4 separate regions of the Mus musculus genome follow, and regions 1, 2 and 4 are each linked to region 3. A link is a loop called in an ENCODE intact Hi-C map of the cell type or tissue named here. Cell type or tissue: left cerebral cortex. All regions are shown on one strand.

What was found. Hi-C counts contacts between places; a loop is a spot of excess contacts. Peaks named below come from ENCODE experiments on the same cell type or tissue, not always from the same donor. Only the 100,000 strongest peaks of a DNase experiment are listed, where the experiment ranks them.
Region 1: a loop joins it to region 3, with 9 times the contacts of the local background. A loop is called at or near these places in 39 of 42 quality-filtered maps.
Region 2: it touches region 3 in a loop (8-fold over the local background); 38 of 42 quality-filtered maps call a loop at or near these places.
Region 4: a loop joins it to region 3, with 6 times the contacts of the local background. A loop is called at or near these places in 11 of 42 quality-filtered maps.

What each region holds. Positions count from the first base shown.
Region 1 is chr8:64,623,433-64,625,932 of GRCm38, reverse strand. All of the region lies in intron 1 of Cpe (carboxypeptidase E), which reads left to right. Among named protein-coding and RNA genes, the nearest start is that of Cpe, 68 kb to the left of the region's middle. In left cerebral cortex, no CTCF peak of the experiment used is centred here; a DNase peak (open chromatin) is centred at 1,087; H3K27ac peaks cover 2,217 bases.
Region 2 is chr8:64,617,731-64,620,230 of GRCm38, reverse strand. Cpe (carboxypeptidase E) reads left to right here. Exons shown (of 9, transcript NM_013494.4): 2 at 684-880. Among named protein-coding and RNA genes, the nearest start is that of Cpe, 74 kb to the left of the region's middle. In left cerebral cortex, a CTCF peak has its summit at 1,442 (motif pointing left); a DNase peak (open chromatin) is centred at 1,404; H3K27ac peaks cover 239 bases.
Region 3 is chr8:64,940,611-64,943,110 of GRCm38, reverse strand. It overlaps Gm32507 (a long non-coding RNA gene), which reads right to left. Exons shown (of 4, transcript XR_379050.2): 3 at 513-659. Among named protein-coding and RNA genes, the nearest start is that of Gm32507, 4.5 kb to the right of the region's middle. In left cerebral cortex, a CTCF peak has its summit at 1,502; a DNase peak (open chromatin) is centred at 1,497.
Region 4 is chr8:64,688,525-64,691,024 of GRCm38, reverse strand. All of the region lies in intron 1 of Cpe (carboxypeptidase E), which reads left to right. Among named protein-coding and RNA genes, the nearest start is that of Cpe, 3.3 kb to the left of the region's middle. In left cerebral cortex, no CTCF peak of the experiment used is centred here; DNase peaks (open chromatin) are centred at 470 and 1,170; H3K4me3 peaks cover 1,576 bases; H3K27ac peaks cover 1,839 bases.

The sequences.
Region 1 (2,500 bases), 320 kb after region 3:
GTACACGAAGCTTAAGAAGAAGGAAGACCAAAGTGTGGGTGCTTTGGTCCTTCTTAGAAAGGGGAACAAATTACTCATGGGAGCAAATATGGAGAGAAAGTGCAGAGCAGAGACTGAAGAAAAGGCCATCCAGACATTGTCCCACCTGGGGATTCATACCAGATACTGTCACCAAACTCTGACACTACTGTGGATGCCAAGAAGTGCTTGCTGATAGGAGCCTGATATAGCTGTCTCCTGAGAGCTCTGCCAGAGCCTGACATATACAGAGGCAGGTTCTCTCAGCCAACCATTGGACTGAGCGCGGGGTCCCCAATGGAAGAGTTAGAGAAAGGACTGTAGAAGCTGAAGGGGTTTCCAACCCCATAGGAAGAACAATAATATCAACTAACCAGGACCCTCCCACCCCCAGAGCTCCCAGGGACTAAGCCACCAACCCAGGAGTACGCATGGCTCCAGGTATATATATAGCAGAGGATGGTCTTGTCATGCATCAATGGGAGGAGAGGTCCTTGGTCCTATGAAGGCTCCATAGATGCACCAGTGTAGGGGAATCGAGTTGGGAAGGCAGCAGTGGTTTGTGGATGGAGGAACACCGTCATAGAAGCACGGGAAGGGAGATAGGATAGGGGGTTTCCAGGAGGGGGGAAACCGGGAAAGGGGTTAGATAACACTTGAAATGTAAATACATTTTAAAAAAGGAACTGTGTGGTAATTGATGGGGTACGGAAGCCAAGCTTTCTGAGCACCCGTGTGCAATCTACCTGCTCCCGTGCTAATCTTCAATTGCCAACCCTGGAACTTGGCATTTGTTACCCAACGATGAAATGAATTCGATAGTGAGCGAGGAAATTGTGCTTTGTGATGCTCTTGGCTTTCCAGTTGCTAGGAGAGGGACAAGGGAGCGCATGTGCATGTGCATCATCAGTTACATCCACGAGGCGAGCCGCACCTGGCAGCTTCAGCCCTTGAGAACCTGGGCCTCGTTCTTTCCCTGAATACACCATAAACAGGAAGACAAATGCCACCACCTGTCCCTCAGCTCCCCTCAGCTCCCAGATAAATTGAAGCCAGGCTGGCAGTGGGAGGACCATTCATTCCCACTGAAAGTCTTCAACGGAGTCTCTGTTTTGGGATTAAGGGTTCTGAAAGCAGTTTCTTCAGAATCTGTTGCCGAGCCTCTACAAACAAAGTAACAATTAGAGAACTCTTGCCTGGCAAGACTGTGGTGGCCATGGAGATTAATCTCCTTCTTGGGAAATCAGCTGTTCGCAACCCTGCTGCCCCCGCTCCTGAAGAGGACTTTCCACTAGGACAGCAAGCTACGGAGGCTTCTAAATATTCTCCATGGGGTGCAGAGTTCCTTTAGGAACCTCGAGTTCCCCTGAGGATTTCACTTACTCCCTTTCACTGTGGGATGGGATTTGGATGTTTAGGACTCACTCAAGGTTTCCCTGGATTACTATTTATTAGGGTCTTTTCACATTACAGGTTCCCTGCACAGTATGGCTGCCATTTCACCTCTAATAGAACTTGCAGGCTTCGTGTGGGAGGGGAGGGGATCTCATCACAGTGATTAATATATAATTCCAAATTGAGGTGCAAAGGCCTCGCAGCTTGTGTTACTAGGTGGTGTGTTGATGGTTATTTGCGATTAGAAGAATGTGAAGATAAAAAAAAAAGTTTGCTCTCGTGTTAATCTGAACATTCTGGGCGGTAGCCCTTTGGCTGTAGGGAGTATGATTGAAAGAGAAAAGGCTGCAGCTCTGAAACTTTTGGGTTGGTCAAATCTAGGCCATGTAGAGAATTTTGGTATATGCACTAGGAGAAAATGGGTAGTTATTGATAGGATCTTGAGAGAGTTGTGATTTTTAAAGATAACTTGGGTACAGCAAGATGTCCCAGCAGGTAAAGCATCTGCTTCACAAACTTGAAGACCCGAGTTCAATCCCTGGACCCACGTGAAGGCTCCATAGAGTGGTCCTCTGACACCCACACATCTCCTGTGTCCCTCGAACATCATACACATAAGGGCATATGCACAGCAATAATAACAATGGAAAGCTATTTCTTAACAAAAGGTTCACTCTGGCTTTAGGTGGGATCAGAGCTGGGGGGAGGCCTATGAGGTGCAGGAGATAGTGTGGTTTAGAATCTTGAAGCAGGGTCATGGTCATGGTGTGGCCAACAGTCCCACATTGTTACTTCATCCCTGAGAGCATTCATGCACACAGCTGTGTCCTCACACCCCGTGTTCCTAGAGCTTAGGAATTCTTATTTGCTATTTTATTTGCTTCTCAGTTTCTTGTCGTCCCAGAGGATTTATATGCAATCCAACAAATATTATCTTTAATTGTCGTGACTCCATCTCCTATGTCACATCAGCCTCCTGAAAAGAATTAGCTTTTCATATTCTGGAGCTAGCACCGTGTAACGGCCCAATTTCTCTCTGAGGTCAGGGATAACTTTCCTTATTTTGTGCTGTCACAATTACCTTGAT
Region 2 (2,500 bases), 320 kb after region 3:
ACCTCAAGCCTTCACACCAGAATTGTGTGTGGACACAGTTTTGCAAGAGGTGGTCAGCAGGGAGAGAGGACTGGAAGGATGGAGCCATTGGATGTTTGGGATAGTCGACCACCCCAGGCAGATTTCTCAGACTTCCTGTTTAGAGGGCAAAGAAGCGGTTGGTTATTCACAGTAACTTAGTAGATAAACAATACGTTTCGGCGCCTTCGCCTGGTTTCTGTGGGTATGATAAAGAGCATGACCAAAACTAGCTCCTGGGGCGAGGTGCTTTTTGGCTTGAACTTTCTCATGACTGTCCTTCATTAAAGGAAGCTGGGGCAGGAACTCAAGGCAGGAACATGGAGGCAGGCGCTGAAGCAGAGGCCATGGTCATGTGCAGCTTACTGGCTTGCATTCCACAGCTGCTAAGCCTGTTCACTTGTACTCTAGAGGACCGACTTCCCAGTGGTGGCACAGCTTCCAGAGAACTGGACTCCCTCACATCAACCTTTGGTCAAGGAAATGTCCTACAAATTTGCCTACAGGCCAGTCTTGCAGAAGCCGTTCTCAGTTAAGATTCTCTCTTCCCAGATATGTCTAGGTTTGTGTCAAGTTGATAAAAGTCAGCATAGCACGAGTGTCTTCTGCCTTCTTTTTGGTGTCACAGAAAGTGCCTCTTACTATGCATTCTTTTGGTCTTTTAGGTGAACCTGAATTTAAATACATTGGGAACATGCATGGTAATGAGGCGGTTGGACGGGAACTGCTTATTTTCTTGGCCCAGTACCTGTGTAACGAGTACCAGAAAGGCAATGAGACAATTGTCAACCTGATCCACAGCACCCGAATTCATATCATGCCCTCCTTGAACCCCGACGGCTTTGAGAAAGCCGCATCGCAGGTGAGTGCCCGGCACGGTGGGTGGCCTGCCTTCTTCGTCTTTCTGACATATTAATACGTGTGTACTTGTCAATCTGCGAAGCCATAGTAATGCTTAGGGTTCACCGAGTGTGAGAGAGACAGTCCAAAGTTTAGAATGTCCAGAGTGAGAGTTCTTCAGCAGAAGCTTTAGTGGGAAATCTAGTGAATAATTAAGACGTTAATAGTGTTTTGCTGAACTGTTAAACAAATGGCACTTCTCTATTCGTAGCTGTGGCTAGGCAAATTTGCCTTTAAGGCAGTGATTTTCACCCGGTGGGTCATGGTCCCCTTGGGAATGAGCCACCAGTTCATGAGCGTTGCCGAAGGCCATCGGGAAACACCGATATTTTCATTAGGATTCATAGTAGTAGCATGATTACAGTTGTGAAGTAGCAACAACAATGGCTTTTCGGTTGAGGGATCGCCACAACAAGAGGAACTGTATTAAACAGTCCCGGCATGGGCATGGGAGGGTTGAGAACCACAGTAAGTGGTGCCTACTGCAATGCCTGCAGCTGGGTGAACTGGCGTCCTTGCGCCCTCTGCTGGATTGAAGGAAGAATAACTTGCAATTGGGTCATTATTTTACAGAGGATTAATTGCTTTAATTGCTGGTTTTATGAAAGATCACTAAAGACACTGCATCCCTCTCTGCCGCTCCCAACTCTCGCAAAACCAAAACCAAACCAGACCCCCAAATTCTCAGGTTTACAATAAAAATAATTGTATACATTTTAAGCGTCAGGCTAAAAACTAATGGCTCTTTAAATTCAATTTAATTTTTTCTTTTTGAGACAGGGTTTCACTATGTAGCTCACGTGGCTTGGACTTGGTTTGTACACCAGGCTGGCCTTGAACTCACAAAGATCCTACTGCTTCTGTCTCTTGAGTGCTGACATTAAAGGCGTGCATGTATAATTATATCTTTACAGAGACAATATGTGGGCTTACATTTTGATTGGACAAGATTATGGACACTATAGTTGTTACATGTTCTGCTAATTGTGTAAAATGTAAAATTTTGATGCACGTTGTACAACAATTAAACATTATAAACACATTTATCTTTTCTCATGCTGATCATTTTATTATAAAGACATATAGAGTCCTTTCTCCAAGATTTTGAAGCGAAATACACTTTTTTAAAAAAAAAGAAACCCGTAAAAAGCATTGAAGTTATTAACACATAAGAGACTCATGTCCAATTCATCTTAAGTTCTTAGGATTATTTATTCGTTTGTAGATTTAAAAATCAGACTTCTGTGATCAACAGAGACAATGTTACTTGATGCTAATTGTTGGTGGTGTGATTTTTAAATAGGTCACCTACAATCAGTGAGTTTGTACCGACAAATCATTGAAATCTGCTAAACATCGCTTACATATAACTATCATTGATTTAAAACTATTATTCATGAAAACTATCTTTTTCCAAAATGCTTATAACAAATATTTTAAATTGGGCACCTTCATGAGTGTCCTGATAAAGTAGTGAACACAGCAGTACTGGGAGGATATTGCAATAGACAATCTCAGGAATTAGTTTTTGAGGGCAGTGATGGGGACGTTAAGAAGGTATTGACAGTACTAATAAGCAGTG
Region 3 (2,500 bases):
GATGTAGCTGGCGCTCAGCTCTTAGGGGAGGGATCTGGTGCTCAACTCTCAGACGATGAGAGTGCTCACCTTTAGAGGTGGTGCTGGGGGCTCAGTTCCAGGATCCCAGCCCATGGAATGGTGCTGCCCATATTTAGGGTGAGGGGAGTCTTCCTATTTCATCCTAATCTAAAAGTGCCCTCTACACCTCCCCAGAGGTTTGTTTCCATGGTGATCGTAAAGCCCATCAAATTGACACTCAAGACTAATCACCACAATCCTAGAGTTATGTAACCTAGAGCCAAAGGGGCTGAGAAGCTGAGGGCTCATGGGTGAGACTGCTGAGCGCCTGTGGCTTATCACTGCCCCCGCCCCACAGCAGACGGGCAGCAGATCGCTCAGGAGTAACCCTCATTTCTCTTTGTTCACCTGCCATTGCTCTTCTGCAAGAATCCAGTCTCTGCCGGGTGTTTGCTGATTCTGCAGATTTCCTGAAGGGCTGGGGAGGGGGGGGGGGAGTGCAGGGTCCTCACCTGTTTCCGCTGTGCCGCCACTGCCCTGCTTCTCTCCTCCGGATTTCTCTAATTGGCGAAAACCCCAAAGGAACATTTCTCCTTGTTTCCTGCATCCGTGTATAGCTCACATTTTGTTGTCTGCGCAGTTTCTCGACGCTGTAGCCCCTTCCCCAAATAGTTTATCAAAATATATTTGTTGTTTTACTTTTGTTGACACAGGGTCTCATGTAGGCCAGGTTGGACTCCAACTAAGTATGTGGCCAAGGATAGCATTGGCCTTCTGATCCTCCTGCCTCCACCTCACCAGTAAGTACTGGGACTGTAGGTGTGTGTCACCAACCCCCTCAGGCCCGCCCCACAAGTATTTCTTCCCTACAAAAGAAGAACTCTTTTCTTATCATATATTAATTGTATATAATAACGCTGCATTATGACATTTTTATGCACTAATGTACTGTGCTCTACCATACCCTCCCGTTAGCTCCCCCCCAACTTCTTATGTTCCCTTACTGTCCCCTCAACTTTTACTTTCATGGATGTGTGTGTGTGTGTGTGTGTACATGCCTGTGTGTATACGTTTCTGTTCTCTTTCCTCTTGTATTTAAAAAAAAAAAACATTATTTTTTATTTATTATGGTGGACGGGAGGGGTGAGGTGGAAGGGTCACGAGAGTATTACAGTGCACACGTGGAGATGAGAGGACAACCTCTAGAGTCCGTTATTTCCCTCCACTATTTGGGTTGCCAGATGGAACTCAGGCCATCTGCTCGGGACTAACTCCCAGGCTCTGTGAAGATACAATTTCTCCACCTCTTTACATCGCTCTCTACTGAGCGCTGCATCCCTACACCACACCAGTAGCTGCTTCCTAGATTCAAGCAATGGAGTCAGGGCAGGTCGTGATTTACACTGTGTGTTTTGGGGCACTGTGAATGATGTGGGAGATTAGAGGAGGTGACTGGCAACGTCGTAGACTTTAGTGGTGCAGTTCCTATGATCACCACTGAGTGGCGCTGTTCCCATGTTAGTCCGACAAAGATAACGCTGCTGTAGGCTATCAAATTTTCAGTTTCTGGCTAAGCCCTTACAATGATGGTCCTGATTCCTTTTAGTGGTATAGTTGAGAGGCTTTAAAAGTGACTTCTAAGAAAGCAAAGTGAGCTAGACTTTGAAAAGAACTTAGTGCCGCACTTGGTGATAGGACACTAATAGAGCCAAACGTCTAAAGACAGAATTCAATTAATTTTTCATCTTTTTGCTGGCGTGGAACTCACTATGCAGAGCAAGCTGGCCTCAAATTCGGATGATCCTTCTGCCAAGTGCTGGAATTGCAGCCTCACTACCATGCCCAAAGTTGTAATTTTAAAATGTAAGAGTTCCATGTGACAGAGTAATATATACTTAGAAACTGAGGCAGCTAGCGGCCAGTCGGGGTAATACAGTGAGATGGGCATCACGCTCCTTACATAAGGAGGAGACCCCTACTACCGGTGCCAATATCACCATGTTTAGGTCACCAAGGCCAGACTTTTGAGCCCCGCATTAGCAGTCACTGTAAGTCTTACAGTGAGGGGACAGACACAAGAAGCCAGGGTGAACAACCAAAATTAAGGAATATTTCAAACCTGTGGCTTTGAAAAACTACAGTGTAGATGACTTTGCTTTCCCTTTAATAAGACCAGGAAAAGAGAATTGATATTCATGGCATACATGCTAATATCAAGCGTTGATACAGTAATGGATATTACACTCAGCGAACAATGAAGGTTACTCCTGGGGGCTTCCTATGCAGAGAGATCTGCTCCCTGTCTGTGGCCAGAGCTCCAGCAAAATGTAAGCTCACGTGAGAACAACGTCCTAGGCTTTCCACCGCCTACGTGAAGGTGTGGTTTGACTGAGAATGCCCCATAGGCTCATATGTTTGATATCTAGACCAGCAGTTGGTGGAACTGTTAGGGAAGGATGGGGGTGTGGCCTTGTTGGAGGGGGTGTGTCACTGGGGCTGG
Region 4 (2,500 bases), 250 kb after region 3:
TTCCAGCCAAGCCACACAACAAGCTGGCCACTCCTGACAGTCCAGCTTGTATGATTCTGATGCTCAATCTCAGCCCTTTGTTCTGCTTGCTAGTAGAGTCTTCCTGTGGGCTTGTTGAATTATTTAAAGAAATTATGTGAAAGCCATGGTTTAACGTTATGTTGTCTTGTTTCAAACGTAAAGATAAATTGATATTATTGCAAGAATATGACGTGTTCTGAAAATGAAAACAAATTTTGGTTGAATATCTGGAGCACGGATCTGCAAATCTGGTTGAAAAAAATGATCACTTTTTAGAAAGTCCTTCAAAGTCCTTTTCGGGTGAGCAGATAAGAAGGCATATCTGTGTCTCTTCCGTGGTAGAAATGGGTACATTCAATGTTATTCCTTTGGCCATTTTGAAATCCTACACCTTCAAGATGAGCCAGCTTCTATGACTTATACACAGGTTGCTCCGGTGAATGGGAAATCTGGCACAAAGGTTATGGGACAGGAAGTGTCTGTGCCAACTCATGGAAAAGAATCCTAGGGACTCATAGATCAGGGACATTGACGAGTGCCGCCCCACAGGGGGCAGAAAATGCACAAATTCTGGAAATTTACAAACTCTAATGTTGCTCAGACCCCTTATGAAGCAGACTACCTACCTTAAGTAATTTCATCGCAGAAGTACCTTCGGGATTTGTTTGTAAAACCTTTATTATTTATTTATCCATGCATGCATGTGCTTCCGTGTATGCACATCATGGTGTGTGAAAGTCAAAGGTCAACTTTCAGAAGCTGGCTCTTTCTTCCACCCTGCAGGTCCTTGAAATAAAAGCCAGGCTGTCAGAGTTGGTACCTTTACGCACAGGCTCTGATGTAACACTCTGGATTCTGCTTTAAATTCACTGATTGAAAATTTCCATGAGACTTTTTTTTATATTCATTTTATTTTATTTTTTTTTTAGCATGAATAAAGAGTCAAGTTTGTTTTCCTAGCCTAGGTAATTTTTTTATGAACATCTGCCCAAATGCTGTGGACTGGGTGCAGATGAGTGGTGGAGTGCCCACTTAGGGCCTTGTGCTGGATCGTCAGGACAGAAAAAAAATACCGTTATTTGTAAGGATTTAGTCAGTGGATGTAATAGAGTCCTAACAAGACAACATATCCCCCAACAAGAGTGGCGGCAACAACTGAAAGCTTCCTTTGGTTAGATTAGCACGTTCTGGGCAGATACTTCTTAAAAACGGACAACGTTTTTCTAGCCAGAAGGAATTGACCTCTGTATTTGTTTGGTACAGTCTGTGGGCTGAACTTGAGGTCTCCCAAATAATTCCTTAGGTATTCACCGTTAGAATTCACGAACAGGGAAAAGGAGGGAGATGTCTCTGGGGAGACGGTTCCATAAGTAAAATGCTTGTTACCCAAGCATGACGCCCTGAACAGGATCCCTCAGAACTCATGGACAACACTGAGCAGAGCACAGTTGTAAGCCCAGTGCTGGTGATGCACTGATGGGGCACTTGGGGCTGGTGATGCACTGATGGGGCACTTGGGGCTGGTGATGCACTGATGGGACACTTAGGGCTGGAGCTGGCCGGCCAATTCAACTGATCTGACAAGCCCCGGGTTCAGCAAGACACCCTGTATCAAAGACTCGGGTTTGGAATGATTGAGCAAGGTACCTAATGTTGGCTTCGTACCCTCTCATGTACATGCTAGCAAGCAAGGAATCATGCGCACAAACACATACACACACATACAAATACACACACACACATATACTACACACACACATACACACACATAGAAATACATACACACACACATACACACACACACACACACACACACACACTTATACCACACACACACACACACAGAGGAAATTCCATTTTAAATTCATCAGTAAGGGTTATCTAAATATATTCTGTGATTTTTTAACAGGAAACAGCTTGATTTTTGGTTTGCTAAAGTATGTATGAAAGAAGCCTTTATTAACTTGTATCTGAGGAGTAGAATCCAAATAATCAGACCATTCTTTCCAGGATTAAAAATCCATATGTTTGGAACAATAACTGTTTGCATACTTGCTTTTGGGAATTCACCCTGACTCACAGTTGACACTCCGTCTTACATACAGTCTCAGGAGCAAGGATTTTTCTCTCGTGCAGGCTGCATGATTGTTTTGGACCCATTCCTCCAATCTGTAAAAATTTAAAGTGTACAACTGCCAGTATGTATTTGCCAAGTATTTTGATAAAACATGTTATGCCGACAAAATATCCACACATCGTGACAAAACAAACAAAAACAAAAAAATTAAGAAAACCCAAACCAAACAAATAAAAACAAAATCCAACCCCCAAAACAAAACAAAAAAATCAAACAAACAAAAACAAAACAAAACAAAAATAAACCCCCAAACAAAACAAACCAACAGAAAAACAAGTAGAGATTTTGATGAAGAGTGTGTGTTTTTGTTTTGTTTTGTTTTGGTCTAATAAATTTGGTACA